Regions from separate parts of the Mus musculus genome. Here region 2 is linked to region 1. The links are chromatin loops, found by intact Hi-C in ENCODE. Cell type or tissue: heart. All regions are shown on one strand. Each heading gives the region's core, and the rest is flanking DNA. Links, peaks and the distances in the headings are about the cores only. Region 1 has its middle 85 kb from the start of Gm40388. Region 2 overlaps 9130015A21Rik (RIKEN cDNA 9130015A21 gene).

Region 1 (8,340 bases), core at 239-8,238:
ATTACTCTCTTCTACCTGGCTAGTTCCACAGATGAATCAAATCCTCTGGATAGTATTATGAAACTTGATGTCCCTGTGAGCTAGTAAGCTATGAGGAACTTATGTTGGCAACAACCCCAGCCCATCTCCTTCCTTGTTGTGAACAGTGTGTCCATTGTTCAGCAAGACTGCCACATGCTTATTACACAGCTATGCACACAGTGTGATGGAGGCCGTGCTCCTACCGGCGTGCTGCTCACCTGTGACATAGGCTCACGGCTCAGTTTTGCTGCTAATGGAACCGTGAGTCTAACCCACTCACTCATGCTATTAGAATTACCTGTCATTCTTCTAAAGTTGGTCTTAGAAGCCTTTGGCTGGAAAGAGAGTTGTTTCCTTCTTTGGTTTGTTTCTTTGCCTCTTAGGCTTGAAAGATTCTATAGTACGTTTTCTTTTACACAGGAGAATCCTAGTTGTGGCTTCCTTCAGATTGCCGTCTGTCAAGATAATAATCTCATGTTTTGGGGGGTTCAGGGGGACACGATTCTGGACTAAATTGCATGGCTTGTCCTCCCAAACAAGCAGGGAAGAACACAAGTCCCATTACCACCTTGTGGTGTCCTTTGGTTTCCGATCTCAGCTGCTATCTATCACCACCACGTGACTGCAGACAATTCCAATGGTTAATACTGGTTTTGTTTTTTCTTGTTGTTGTTGTTGTTATTGTTTTTTACTTATTTATTCACTGCTCCCTTCCCACTCACCCCCCCCCCACAACCCTTCCCCCATCTCTCCTCCCCATCTTGTCTGAATGGGTGTGTCCCCCACCCCCTGCCCCGGGTATCCCTCCCACCCTGGCACTTCAAGTCTCTTCGAGGCTAGGCACTTCCTCTTTCTTCCACTGAGGCAGCCCAGCTAGTAGAACATATCCCACAAACAGTCTTTTGGTCTAACCCCTGTTTCAGTTGTGCAGGGCCCACATGAAGGTCAAGTTGCACATCTGCTACATATGAGTGAGCAGGCTTGAGAAGATTGCCTGGGAGGCTGGTGCCTGCAAGATTTCCAGGGCTGTGTGGATTATATGTGGGTCCAACAATTTCATCTTTGCCCTCTCCCTGATGGTAGAGGATTGTCTCTCTCTCTGAGTCTACACAAATGAGATCAGTCTTAAGATGGAACCCACGTTTCTCTTAGTCAATATATAACAGTTATCAATTTATGAAAAGTCAGCACACTGATATTTCTTTGCTCCTTCCTGAATTTCAACCACAGACAATATAAGGTGTACGGGGTGACCAGGTTTATCAGCCCTCTCTGGTTTTCATTCATTTCAGCCCTCATGGATTGTCTACTATTATGAGAGGCAACCAAAAAAGGAGTGAATTCGACTTGGTTCTCTCTTACCTACTATGGGTTTAGAACTGGTGCTCGTACATACCTAGTCAGTGGTTTGTAGTGATAGGAGCTCCTTCATCCCTATCTAATGGTGTGAGAATAAGGACCTAATGTCTCATAGAGATCTCATTACCAGAGCATGAAGTGAAAGGAGACCCTGAAACCATTTCTCCTACCCAGAGTTAGAATAAATTACCAATTGACATAACTTTCTCCCAGAGGTTTTTTTTTTTTGTTTTGTTTTGTTTTGTTTTTAATTGTCTTAGAAAATATATCCAAGACCCATTAAAGCCCAGTACCTTTTATGGCTAACAAGCTTTCATAAGATAGGCAGGAATTTCTTTAGTCTTGCTTCACACTCTTTCTTCTGTTAAATATAATATAAACTCATTGTCTTAGAATTACATTATCTGTGAGGATGTTTTTATAATGATGTCTCCATCTACCTACCAAGCCAGCTGTGTGTGTGTGTGTGTGTGTGTGTGTGTGTGTGTGTGTGTGTGTGTGTAATTTCACAGAAGGAGAAGCCAGGAAGGGAGGAAGCAAGGAAAAGAGAAAACAGTGGGGAGAGAGAAAGAGAAAAGGGAGGCAAACAGCAGAGGAAGGGGGAGGAGCAGAGAGGACAGGACAGCACAGGACAGAATAGGACAAGACATGAGGAGAAATACTTGCCTGACGTTAATAATGGGGGTTTGACAGTAGTAGGTTCAGGTGAATATCTTCACTTCTTTATCTGCATCCTAAAGTTTCTCAATGTCTCGTGAACAAGATGTAGAGAACCCTTTGGTTTTGTAATTAAGGATAATTGTTCGTAATTCATAACACTTCATATTATTTCTAGAATATTTCTTCATACTACTTTACTATTTCCAAACTTCTCATAATATAGCTGTTTCTCTTTGGAAAAAAATGAAAGTAGTTTTAAAAAATCTTGCAAAGGCATTCAAGTCTTTGGGGACCTCTTGGAAAGTATGTCTCCAAATCTCTAGCTGGAGGAAGAAGTGTGAAATGTAAGTTTGTGAGAAGCAGCCACTTAGCCTTCTGATGACCCACACTTGCCAGGCTAGAAATTGTGGGTGCCCTTAGCCCACAATTTCCAATGCACTCAAATAACATTTGGAAGCACATCCTTGGTTGTGTCCCTTGCCTTCACTTAAGGCAGCCTCCAGAAAAAGAAACAGAGGCCTACTTCCTAATTTCTTTTGACCTGCCCTCCCCAAAAGACACCCTACATGTGTGGTGACTTAATCTCAAAGAGACTGATTAACTGCATAAAACCTATTGCTATAGAATTCAGAAGGCAAAGACTCTGAACACTGTAGTAGAAATAGATAGTTTGACTAATGGAAATACCTTTACTGTTATACTGAGGTTTTGAGACAAGCAATAAATCAACCTAAGGGGCCAAAGAGATAGCTCAGCAGTTAAGAGCAAACTGTGCTTGCAGGGGACCAGAGTTAAGAATCCAATGCTTCCTGACTCTCAGAGCATTTGCATTTACGTGGACACACCCAGACAGATACACTCATAGCTAAAAGTAATAAAAACATGTTTTTGAAAAGAAAGAAAAAGCTCAGGATTCAAAAAAGGGGGGAAGAAAATCGAGATAGAAACATGCACAAGGGAGCAAGAGGAGGAACCTCAAGAGAAGTGGGCAGAAGAGCAGCTGTCCTAATTGCATGAGAGAGTTTTTATTCCTTCTAAAATATATTTCATTAATGCTACTAATGAAAGGAAGAAGAGAAGAAGCTTAAGTTGAGATCTGTGTTTGGTTCATTCTAAATATTTTAACATTTGACCAACTTTGCAGAATTCAAAGAGATTAATAGTGAGGAAAATATACAAGTTATAATGGGAAGTGGGGGGGAGGTATCCATGTGTATTTTATTTATTAGGTAGTATTATAAAAATTTGGAAAGAGAAGCAAACACCTGTCTTGATTCTGTGCTGATGAAACTATGTCTTCAGTTATGGCAGCATGAACTGTTGACCAATGACCAAACTCTACACAGAAGAAACAGGAAACATGAGACTTACCAGAATCCACAGTAGATTCTCTCTCTCTCTCTCTCTCTCTCTCTCTCTCTCTCTCTCATACTTGTCTGATTCCTATAATGTAAAGATCTAAATTGAAAAGCATAATAATAATTGATTCCTTAAACATCTCGTTAAGCGCTATAAAAGAATACTCAGTGTCTAAACAGCTGTTAGAGGTGTGGCTGTCCACATAGGCATGGGGGGGGGAACATTTTGACTTCTTTAAAAATAAAAGTTTGATATCGGTGTATAAGAAAATCATGTGCTGATAGGAATGTTCTGGAACAATGTCCGATTTGTTTTAAAGTGGTTGAGTATTCCAGTACACATTTGTGCTGTTAAATTCTTAACTCCAGTGTGTTTCTAGAGGGTGTGAGGGTTCCTCTCTTTTCTCTAGTCTTAACAAGTAAATAGGATCTTGTTCTGTTTAGGAAAGTAGCCTGCTTTGTCCCTTGTAAATTCCAGGAAATCCAATTTGGGGCCAAGTCTCAAAGGAGAAGTCTATCCATTTGTAAAAAGCTTTGCTGTGTGTATGTCCCTGATAAAGAGTCTGATTGACTCCATTGCTCTTTGAACATTTTGTTTATCCACCTAATTATCTTGGGAAAGCTGATATATGCTTACTAAGTTAAAAATAAGGAATTATACAGTAGAGCCAACCAGTAAAGCAGGCACACGCTGAAAAGTCACAGGAGTTAGCACAACTCATCTTCTTTTGATAGAATATCCTATTCGGGACTAAAGAGCTGAAAAATAACTGCTTTTCATAGAGGAAAGGGTACCTCACTGACCACGCTGTTAACATGATTTGTTTTATGAGCCATACGATCATGTCAGGTCTGTATAAATCACTGTAATTAAATTCCAATAAGCACTCATGTACGTAACCACATTTATGAGCTCATTTTTCTCTCTGAGTTTCTCACCACTTGGTTTTTTTCAGGTACTTGAAGTCCAGACTTGCTGCAGCATAGTGCCCTCTTCTGGTCAAACTGAAACACTGAATTACAAGAAAGGGACTTGGGAAAGAAGGCAAGCTGGAAAGGGAGAGAGGCTAAGGGGATGGTCAAGGAAAGAGAACGAAGGTAAAAGTGACAGTTAACACGCTAATCTGGGACACATATCCAACCACTGCCTTTGTCACATTTTAGAACTAAAGTTATATTTAGTAAACTGAGTTTGTTTCCGTTGTAAAATAAATTAGGTTTGAAAGATCAAGAACTAACTGAATTGCTATTCAACGTGTTCTAAAGTTGATATATGCCATTTACTGTTTTATCATGTTCAAAGAGAAACATGTCAACTAGTCGTTCTCTTATCCTAGAGTAGCCAAAGTGGCCCTGAGGCCATGAGTCTCTCACTCTAGTGGACATCAAGGGCTCCCTCTGAAACACGACCTAAGCACCATGCTAAGATTCTGAGTTACTGTGATCCCAGATTTAAGATTCTCAAGTGTCTTACCTATCTTTGAGGACAATTATGAATTTCTCTATTTCTCTCAGTCAGAACACAATGGTCACTGTGTAGCCCAACAAGTCCCTGTAAACCTTGACTAGATACTGTGCATGCTAATCAACTACTGTCCGTCCTGACTAGCCACTGTGCACCCAGACTAGACATTGTGCACCCAGATTAGACACTATGCATCCAGACCCTGCCATTGTACACCCAAACTAGACATTATACACCCAGACCAACCACTGTGCACCCTGACTACATCCTATGCACCCAGACCCAGGTACTGTGCATGCAGACCCAGCCATTTTCCACCCAGACCAGACACTGCACCCAGACTAGACACTGCTCCCAACCCCAAGCCCTGTGCACTCAGAACCAGTCTTTGAGCACCCTGCCCAGCCATTGTGCATACCCTGACTAGCCTCAGTCCTCTGCAAGTGCTTCCCCCAGCAGGCGTGTGAACAGCATTATCAACAACAGCCACAGTTAACTGGTTTTCCCTGAATATTTCCTATACAATAGGGACTTTGTTCCAGTTTCTTTATATTTCCATAGCCCTTACACAGTTGTAGCTTTGAAAATGCATCTCTTCTTTCTTTATTACAAATTCTGTGTAGGGTGAAACAGAACAGAACATATATACACCTACCACGAGTGGCAAGTGTAAAATTCCTCCTCCTTTCCTTTGCCATGTAAATTAAATAATAATTAACTTTAGATTAATTAGATCAGGGTCCTTACTAATCTTGGAGAACTGGTTGCCTTCAGAGTTGTTCAAAGATCACGTTCTGGGGAACAGAGAAATTACTAACTGATGTTAACTTCCTTCCAAATATTATAAACATGCCGTTCCTCATACTCCTCTCAAACTAATTGATCCATGTCCCATTCTGCTGTTCCCTTTCCCAGAAGTGCAGTCATGTTCTGATCCATTTTCTCTGGGTTGTTTATGGACTGAGATGAGGAAAAGAAGCAGAGAAATCTTGAGATTAGTTCTCCTGGAGTCTAATCCTTTCCTGGGATGTCTACTCAGAGCTCAGCCTCTTTCAGCAGCACTAGTAAGCAGACACTGGAAGGCTTTGCTTAAGAATGCTTTCACCCCACCTGCTCTATAACTCTTTTGCCACCTATGAGGTCATCTACTCCCTATCCTCCCTCCCCCTGTATGTGGGGGTGGGAAAGATCTGCAATGCCCCTGGCAACAGTCTCAGTAAAAGAGTTTGGTTGAGTTGTTTACTATCCTTGAAGCAACACTAGACAGGAGATGAAAACAGAAGAGGTGAACTGGAGTCATGCACCCAACATTAGAAAAGAAAAGGCAACGTTCTAGACAAATCACATGGCTTGGGAACAGGGCAAGGACCTAGCAGGAAAGAAAATTGCTTACTAAATGCTCCCTCTTGAAAACTTACAGGAGAAGATTTTTCAAGAAGTAAAAGATTCATAACCCTATGATTCAAGAATCTGGAAGTGAGTGTGACTCATTCTGGTTGCAAGGCAGAGAAAAGGCTGTTCTGACTGAGTAACTAGCAATCTCTAGAGAGGAGCAGGGAAATGAGGAAGCTGAAGAATGCTCTGTGGATACACAGACCACAGGAACAAAAACAAACAGAAAAGTAGGCTAACAAGACTAATTTCCAGATGAAACATCTCTACATTTTTATAGTCAGTAGAGCGGCTTTATTCGTAGTTTTTGCAGCAAAAACAATGGTCAAAAACAGGAGATTTATTCCTTAGGGCAAATACAAGACCAAAGGATATAAGGAAAGAATGCCTGTGGGCTGGGGCTATAGCTCGGTGAGTAGAATGTTTGCCTGGAATGCACAACACCCTGAGCTTGATCCCCTTTAATCCCAGCACTTGAGAGGTAAAGGCAAGAAGATCAAAAGTCAAAGAGCATCTTTGGCTACATGGAAAGTTGGAGGCAGACTGAGCTACATGAGACATTCTTAAGAAAGAGAAGAAAGGGAGGAGAAGGGAGGGTAAGAGAGGGGAGAGGAGAGGAGAAGAGAGGAGAGGAGAATGCCTACTTAGCCTCTTTCAGTCATGGGAGAGATGAGTCTGCATCACCAAGTAGCTGTTCTTATCCTAAGTAATCTAAATCAATTTCACTAGCGTGAAAAACTAACCTGCTCAAATATTGTATGATTTGTTCTCTTACTGCCATCTTGTGAAGTTCTAGACAAAGTGGATGACATTATCTCCATAGAAAATGTCTTATTCCTTCCTAGAAGACAGAAGCCATGGATGGAGTGCCAGCGGCTTGCTGCACCTTGATACTGAAAGCCAAGTACTAGAATACTGAGGAGCACAACGTCAACCACTGGCTTGCTCCTCTTCTGGAACTTGTTTGCCTCTGGGTGGTAAAAGGGTAACATGTTCCCCGACTTAGAACCAATTTTAACAGCATTGAAAAATGTAGATCCAATTCTGTATCAGCTTATCTTAAACCAACAAGATAAGAGGAGAGAGACATTTCGTCAATACAGTCAAGGGTCTGATTTGGCTGGGCCTGGAGTGGGGAGCAACCCCACATCCTCTAGGGACTCTTAAGATCATCAAATGGCTTCACATTAACTGCATTTCCTAGTAGAAAAAGTGCAGCTTGGGCAAGCAAGAGTTCTCAAAATGTGACTCAATGATAGTTTGGTGGGGACAAAGAAGGAAACGCTGGGAGAATTGGGGCTTGGGGTTCTTTTGTTTTGTTTTCAACCTCAGCAGGGTCTGAGGGCACAGTCTCTGTCCAGATGGTGTCTCTAAAAGACAGAAGATGTGAGAAGCACAACCGGTTCCTCCAGCTGCTTGAGCAGACCTGAGTCTCCAGAAGTACATGACACATAATGGGGTCCGACATACCAGAGACACACAAAATGGTGCCAAGCCCAGGGCATTGCCTGCTTCCTGCCCTCTGTCCACAAACACACTGCTAGGACATGCTGTTCCTCACGTACACCCTCACATTACACAGTTGCACACCATTCAAGATTATTGGACTATAGCTGACTGAATGAAGTATGTATACATATGCCAGTGAAATCCTGAATTAACCTAGATCTGCACTCTGGTGCTGGTCTCCAAAGTCTTCTTCCCAGATAACTCATTGTGTCTTCACCACCCTCACCCTCCATGCTACTAGAACAACTCCCCACAAAGGTCTACTTTAGAAATGGTGCTTTGTATAACAAGTTCCAGGACAGGTGATTGGAGACTTCTAAAAATGGCCAACTAGACATGAGTATCTGGATGCCCTGGAGATTTGCAGTTGTACAGAATTATCTTTACTTCTTTGCTTTGATAAAGACGGTTATTCTGTGGATTTTCCATCAAGAGTTTTATCAATATGGTTTGTAATGTTATTTAAGAAAAATGGGAAAATGGTTCAGTGTTTCTACAATCAGGTAAAATGTAAGTGATTGGATAACCATGAGGCATCCCAGTTAAAAGATGGACGTTGAAAATGGTATTTCAAGG
Region 2 (8,340 bases), core at 167-8,166, 160 kb before region 1:
AAACATGAGTGTTTGTTCCTTTGTTTGTTATTATTCTTTGCTGAAAAAAAATATGGAATGACTCATGTTTATTATTTCCTCATCTGTGGCCAATGTTTTTCCTGTCTTTATGAGTTGATCTCCACGCCCCAGGCAGTCCTAGAATTTTCTTTTGTATTTTATTTTACTTATGACTGCATAGTTCAGTACCCTAGGTTCAGAAATCAATTGATCATCTTTAAATCAATTGATTCATGCCTTGGAAAACTCTGATCACAATAGTATAAACAGAAAAAGTAAAGAAGGAAATCAGGGCAAAAGGAAGTAATTGGTCAATGAGTTTGAAGCAAAGATCAGCAGAATCTAAGTCCGTCCATCAGGCAGCAAGCTCTTGCCCAAGCATCACTTCATCCCCGCAGAACAGCAGCACTTCACAGATCTCTGTAACATCCCATATTTTTCTATCACTAAACAGACAGGTTATGATTATAATTCTAGAAAAATCCTTCCTCTTCCTCCTGATAAAATTTGACTTTCAGCACCCATGAACTCACAGCTTCTGTGCCGAGGGTTCCTTTCATTTCATATCATTCTCTCTTCAATTTATGTATTTGTCTCTTCTAAATTCAGCAGCGACTGGACTTGTGTTTGACAGACTTATTGGACTCTAGGGCCAGACAAACGCTTACTGAATTAGTGGACTGTGATGACTCACTTTATTGCCTTAGACAAGTTACTTAGCTGAGTTTTATACTTTGTAAAATGAGGATTAATATTACTATTTAACCTAAAGAACCTTCTTGAAGATTATATAAAATAATTCATGCAGAAAACAACCCTTGACCCTTTTTTTTTAATGCTCAGTAAATATTAGATGTGGTATTTTAAGACATTTTTGAAGAATATTTTATTTAATCATCCAAATATCATCATCATCATCAATAACAGTCATGAAGATGGACATTTCGTTTTCTGAGGTTTTTTTTTTTTTGTTTTTTTGTTTTGTTTAGAAGACCTTTGTTTTATTACTTCAATACCATGTTTAAATAGGTAGACTTGCTTCTCACTAAAACCAAACAGTGCTTGATGATTCAATGAGATGACTCAGTAGGTAAAAGCTTTATTCAGTGTCTTTGTTTCCATCGCTGTGAAAAAACACCATGACGAAAGGTAACTTGAGAGGAAAGGTATTATTTCTTCTTGTACTTCCAGATAACAGTCCATGGCAGAGGGAAGTTGTGGCAGAAACTCAAGCAAACCAGAAACCTGTAGGCGAGAAACGAAGCAGGAACATTGTTTACTGGTTTATTTCTCATGCCTTGCTCAGCCTGCTTTCTTATATAATCAGCATCATTTGCCCAGGATTGGCACTACCCACAGTAGGCAGGGCACTAGCACATCAATTACTAACTATAAAACTGCACTACAGGTTTTCCCACAGGCCAGTCCGGTGGTGGTATTTCCTCTATTGAGATTCCATCTTCCACATAATTCTATCTTGTGTCAAGTTCACATAAAACTAGCCACACATTCTATAAGCCTGACAGACAGCCTGGAAGAACAGAAGAAACTCCTTAATGCCTGTCATGGCATACCTCTGCCTGTGCTTACATATACACATGACACATCCGTGAATGATACATTTTTAATTAAGTACAAAGAAATAGAAGCATGCTGTCACTGTAGTAAAAGGACTATGTTACAATAGGACATTAGAAAGTGCTTGTAGGTAGAAATTCTCAACGCTCTTGGGGCATCCCTCACCGTCAGTGTCATCTCTGTTTGGGGCTGGACTAGTGTGCATCTTCCCCAGGACCTATTTTATGAAATGAATACCATGTTTTAAATAAAGATTCAGAGTAGATTAATTTGCCAACAGAAGGCAGCTATAGACTTTTCTTTGTCATGGGACTGAAAAGAAACAAATTTCTACCTCAATCAAATTTTATATTTTCTCTATACAAATATGTTCGGATATTTATTAAATGTCATATGTACTCTACAATCCATATTTTCAGAATATTTTACACTAAAACTTTAGATGTTTTGACAATAAAAATATTCCAAGGGCAATGTTTTGTGCGTGATCATTCCATCTTTCCTTTTACACCAGCTTCTCCGAGTACACTATGTAACCAATGGTGTTTCGAGGGCTCTGTCTTTGAAGTTTGCAGTGAGGAAACACACTTCATCATCTCCTTAACTCCTTCTGAGCATTCATCTCTAGACTGCTAACGAACCTGGACTGAGAATATACTTCCAACCAACTTCATCACCTACCCCTAAAACAGTCAAAAAGATTTTGTTTTCTAATGCTTGGCAACAGATTTGAAAACGAATTTGTTTCCTACACTGGCCAATCATTTTGTAACTTTCACTTATTTTAACAATTGTGGCAGATTCAACAACTTCAATCTAAAAAAAATCCAGAATTTTTTTTTCCACATAGAAGGTTTTTGTTTTGTTGTGTTTTGTTTTCATGCTGGCTGACACGGGAAAGAGAAAATAACATTGGAGTCTATAGTAAATCTTTCAATATGGTGACCATATTTTTAGGTTTCAAGAAGGGTTGAGGGGCACATGAGGAAGGTCCCACAAAGGAGAGTGAGTATGGAAAATGGTAACATTCCTATAACAGATGCTGTCTTCTGAACTCCTTGGATGACATGCATACACATACATACAAAGAGGCAAAATATTCAAACATAAAAAACTATTTTTTTAAATGTTAAAAAAAGTTTTGAAGTACATTTTTTTCTCTCCTTTACGGTTCTTTCTCATCTAACAATATACAACATAGTACAGGAAACTCTGGCAAGCTTTGACCCCAAACATACCTAGACTCGTAGAAGGCTGTGAATTGGCACAGGAAGGCAGTAAAGGCAGGGTGGCTCCCAGCAGCAGTGCTCATGGTGGAGCACTAGACCGGAATTGAGCTGAAAACTATAGAGTGTAGCAGAGTAGAATTGGTGCCGGAATAAGTGATCAGAAATGCAGGAGCAGGACCTAGTTGGGCAGAAAATAGGACAAGTGATTAGATATCCCAGGATCCTTAATCAGGGGACACTTGTCCTCTAGACATTAAGCTAAGAGCTGTTCATAGTTTACAGTTAAACACCTCTTTAGAGAACTGCCTGGCTCCAAATGGGGGGAGGGGGGTCTTGTTCTCTCCCCATCCCTCAACCCCTTATTCTTAACTCAATTCCTTTACATCTTGTAGCACCTAACAACGTTTTCTCTTAACTTTTGGCTAGATTTTATTTCCTATGGTTGTATGTCCCCACACATTTTTTTAAATGGTTCGAGTTATTGTACAAAGCAACGAGCTTCGCGTTGACCCTTTTTTTTTCAAAAGGAGTCCATACTTTGACCATACCCATTTCCCATTACCTCCTCCTAGGTTTTCTTCCAGCTCTTGTATAGTAGACTAGCGCCCCCTCCTGGAAACAGCCATGGTCCCTAGCTAACTGGTGAGCTAGTTACTCCAAGAGACTGGGTTTTTCCACAGATGGGATCCACTCCCACAATCCCCTGTGACACTATTCTAATGCTACTGTATCTGAGATCAAATAGTTGTTTAGCACCATCTGCTGTATAATCCCAATTCTCTTTTTTCGGGGGACGGGGGTGGGGGAAGAATTAACAGTCTCTACTTCTAGATAACCAATCATGGGGGATGAAGAAACGTGAGTTTCTTTGGAGTACCAATGATCTAAGAGGCAAGGTGAAGAGATGCTATCCGTTCCCTTTTGCTCCTTTTATTAGCTCAGCTTGGAAAACTAATCTTTCTCATCAATGGCATTTAAGACCGATTCAGCTGATGTTCAATTATAAGGTAAGCAGAAAGAAGAAAAAACAATCTAAAAATGAAACAAAACAAAACAAAAGAAAACAACAACAACAACAACAAAAAAAACCCTAACTACAAAAAAAATCTTCTGGGTATATTAAGACATTTTACTTCTATCAAGTAGTCAACAAGAAACCAAGAAGCATCTGTGGGCCCATGCTGATGACTGTATCACCTTATAATCCATATTCCATTACCTTGACAAACCGTCTATGACTACAGAATAGAAACATTTCCTTAAAGACATTATAAATTATTTTAAATGGGAAAAAACAGGCTATTGTCTTAACCATAGTTCTATGGATGTGGAGAGACACTATGAGCATAGCAATGCCTATATAAGAATGCGTTTAATTGGGGCTAGCTTATGGTTTCAGAAGTTTAGTCCATTCTTGTCATGGCAGGGAGCACGACAGCACACAGGCAGACATGGTGCTAGAGAAGTAGCTGGGAGATCCACATCCTGAGTCATAGACAGAAGGAAGAGATAGATGCTGGACCGGGATTAAGCATTTAAAACCTCAAAGTCCACCCCCAGTGACACAATTCTAATAAGGCCACACCTACCCAACAAGGCCACACCTCCTAATCCTCCTAACTAGCACCACTCCCTGATGACTAAGCATCTGAGCCAATGGGGGTGGGGAGCGCCATTCTTATTCAAACCACCATAACTGTGACAATTATTTATGCCTTCACCTCCCAGCTTAAGAAATGAGCTATGTGGGGGTTGGAGACATAGCTCAATCCATAGCAACACTTGCTGCAGCATATGAGGAACTGTTTGGATTCCAGTACCCAAGCATCATGCGGCCATATGCACATGCCTATAACTCTACTGCTGTGGGGAGAGAGGTGGTGGAGACAAGTTCAGCCGGGCTTGCTGGCTGCCAGTCTAGCTTCAGCTTTGGTGAGAGATACGGCAGGAATTGATAGATTGTGGTTGGTAGTATCTTCATCTGGCCTCTACTTAGATACCTGTGCATGCAGATCTGTACCACACTCACACACTAAATACATACACATAAAGGATTAAAATATTTCAATAATGTCCCTCATCTCCCGCTCCTTAAACATAACCCTCTTTTTCATTCTGGTGTTTATCAACCCACCTTTTACTTTCTTTGCATTTTCAATCTGTGTGACACGTGTGCTCACCTGAAAGTGTTCTGCATTTCGCTTTTCATAATTGTTGTGCCTATGAAATTGTGTTTGCTGTATAATGCTCTATTCTGCTGTCAGCCCTTTTTCTGAGAGCATGCATTGAGTCTGCTACAAAATCAGCCAGTTCAAATGAATACCTTTATTCATATTTCTTTGTGAATTTGTATAACAGGGATATACATGCAGAAATGACACTACAGGGCCATTTGACATGGTTTGGATATTATATGTGTCCCCAAGGTTCATGCACTGTAAGATTCTGTGCAGTGCTGCTGAGGAGGCAAAGCTTCTAGAGAAGGTGCCCAAGTAGGTAAGGAGGTCATGGGGCCTCTCCTAAAAAAAAAAAAAAAAAAAAAAAAAAAAAAAAAAAAAAAAGAGGATAGTGTAGTTCTTTAGGAATTCTATTTACTTTTAAACTCTATTTTGTTTTTTTTTTTTTTTTTTTTTTTTAGTATTTATTATATAGAGGGGAAGCCTTCTCTTTCTTCTCTGTTTTGTCTCTGCATGTGTTAATTTATAACACCATCAACCACAAGATTCTTCCAGAAGCCAAGCAGGCCACTAAATAACACCTCAAATAACCTAGCTAGAAACAAGTGTAATGACCCATATGATTACAAAGCATTTCTGAGAGAAATCACAAGCTGGAAGCATAGTTCATTACTATAAAGTTTGGTGTTTTAAAATTTGAAATCATTCTAAATTATTTCATAAATGAATTATGTAGTTGAAGAATGTTTTGATACAAATTAAAAACTTCATGAAAATGAAAAATAAACAAGAATAACAAGGACAGGGTGACAGAATAAGAGAACTAGAGAAACCACATTGTTGGATCATTAGACTTCTTACTATAAATAGCTAGACAATGTGGTTAAGAATAAAGATGACAAATAGGCAGAGAAAGCCAAACTGAAAACCTAGAAACACACACACACAAACACCACAAACACACACACATACACACACAAACACATGCACACACATAACACACATACACACATGCACACACACACATGCACACAATACACATACACACAATACACATACACACAATACACACACATACATGTGACTAATTGTCTTGGTCAGGGTTTCTATTCCTGCACAAACATCATGACCAAGAAGCAAGTTGGGAAGGAAAGGGTTTATTCAGCTTACACTTTCCACACTGCTGTTCATCACCAAAGGAAGTCAGGACTGGAACTCAAGCAGGTCAGGAAGCAGGAGCTCATGCAGAGGCCATGGAGGGATGTTCTTTACTGGCTTGCTTTCCCTGGCTTGCTCAGCCTGCTCTCTTATAGAATCAAGACTACCAGCCCAGAAATGGTCCCACCCACAAGGGGCCTTTCCCCCTTGATCACTAATTGAGAAAATGCCTTACAGTTGGATCTCATGGAGGCATTTCCTCAACTGAAGCTCCTTTTTCTGTGATAACTCCAGCTGTGTCAAGTTGACACAAAACTAACCAGTGTATATATATATATATATATATATATATATATATATATATATATATTTGTGTGTGTGTGTGTGTGTGATACAAATGAACAGAAATGTACAGAAAATCTAAATTCTTTAACAGGATTCTAACTGTGGTACCTACATACAGTTTTTAAAAACTAAAAGGAAAGAAAGAAAAATATTTTCCAGAGAAGAGAAACTTTTCAGAAAGTGGTAGGTTACTTGAATACTTTAATAACAACACAATAACAATAATAATAGTAATAATAATAATAATAAAGTTCTGAGCCCTGCCTCACTCTAGTCACACAATAATTGGCTATATATTGATTGTAGATCTACATGAAAAATATAAAATACTAAAGCTCCATAAAAAATATATGAAAAAATTATGACCTCTCACTGTGTGGGTTGTGGGGATCAAACTTAGGTCTTAGAACTTGGAGGCAGTGTCTTTATCCACTTAGTTATCTATCCTGTTAACCCAAAATTATCAAGGTAACCTCTCTTGCACCAGAGGTTGGGGAGATCTTATGTAGCACAGACTAACATTGAATTAAATATGTAGAAAAAGGTGGTCTTGAATTTCTGATCCCCTCACCTCCACCTCTCAATTGCTGGAATTATAGTCATGTGCCACTAAGCTAGGCTTATGCAGTGCTAAGAATCAAAGCCAAGGCTTCACACATGGTAGAAAAGCAGGCTACGAAAATGAGCTTCCTTACCAGTCATATTCATTTTTGTTATTCTTTGTTTGGGTGGCTTTAAAAAAAATCTTTTTGTTTGTTTTGTTTTTGAAACAAGATTCCCTTTGCAGCCATCGCCGGCCTGGAACTTGCTATGTAGACCAGGCTGATCTGGAACTCACTATGTAGACCAAGCTGGCCTCCTTGACTTTGCTCTTTTCTCTCTAGTGCCAGGATTTCAGGCAAGTATTTCACCTTGAGCTTCAGAAAGTACATCTTAAATTTAATTCTTAAAAAAAGCTAAGTAAAAATGATACATTGGAATGTTTTGTCAATCAGTACCTCTTCAAAGGATAACACTGAAACAGCAAATAGGTAAGCCATTTGCTGAGTATCAAAATAGTTTAAAACATGGCACGAAATGGTGTATATAAAGAAAATAAAAATAATGCTCACCAATCAATAAGAGAAACAAAAATCAAAACAATTACAAGATAGACAAAAAAAAACAAAACAAAAAAACCTGAAAGTGAATCATGAAAGAAACCATCGAAATGCCTTTAAGTGCATAAAAACATGTTTTAATAGTTGTCAGATACCTATAAATTCAAACTGAAACAATATTCTGTACTCTCATCATTACAATAAAAATTTTAAAGATAATACATTATAAGTATGCAAGAGGTAAGAGTCAAATGAAACTTCTGTTGCTTAGCAGAGAAAAAGCTGAAGTTAAGCCAACAAGTTGGATCAGCGTGCAAAGGAACTTGCTGCCAAGTCTAACCACTGAGGTCAATCTCTGGGGCCCACATAATAGAAGGAGAGAACTGCTTTCCATAAATTATCCTCTGAGGGATGAACCGCCCCCTCCCCCCACATAATACACACTCACAACTATAATAAATGATAAATAGATAATGCTAAGAACACATATCCAAGAGTCATGCTATAACATGTACCTGACAGAAAGATGTGCATGTTTAACAAAAACAAGAACAATTTCCAAGGCAAGAAGTCCCCAAATGCCTAAGTAGCATAGTCTATGGATAGAGAGAGAGATCGAGAGAAGAGGGAGAAGGAGAGGGGGATGAGAACAGAGACAGACAGAGAGAGGAGAGAGAGAGGAGAGGGAGAGGGAGAGGGAGAGAGACAGGGAAAGACAGAGACGAGAGAGACAGATAGATGATATAGATGTGC

What was found. Hi-C counts contacts between places; a loop is a spot of excess contacts. Peaks named below come from ENCODE experiments on the same cell type or tissue, not always from the same donor. Only the 100,000 strongest peaks of a DNase experiment are listed, where the experiment ranks them.
Region 2: a loop joins it to region 1, with 2.1 times the contacts of the local background. A loop is called at or near these places in 4 of 42 quality-filtered maps.

What each region holds. Positions count from the first base shown.
Region 1 is chr12:35,827,114-35,835,453 of GRCm38, forward strand. No RefSeq gene overlaps it. Among named protein-coding and RNA genes, the nearest start is that of Gm40388, 85 kb to the left of the region's middle. In heart, for the core only: a CTCF peak has its summit at 4,394 (motif pointing left); no DNase peak of the experiment used is centred there.
Region 2 is chr12:35,671,295-35,679,634 of GRCm38, forward strand. It overlaps 9130015A21Rik (RIKEN cDNA 9130015A21 gene), which reads right to left. Exons shown (of 5, transcript NR_045050.1): 4 at 2,817-2,985; 5 at 996-1,245. Among named protein-coding and RNA genes, the nearest start is that of 9130015A21Rik, 20 kb to the right of the region's middle. In heart, for the core only: a CTCF peak has its summit at 3,422 (motif pointing left); no DNase peak of the experiment used is centred there.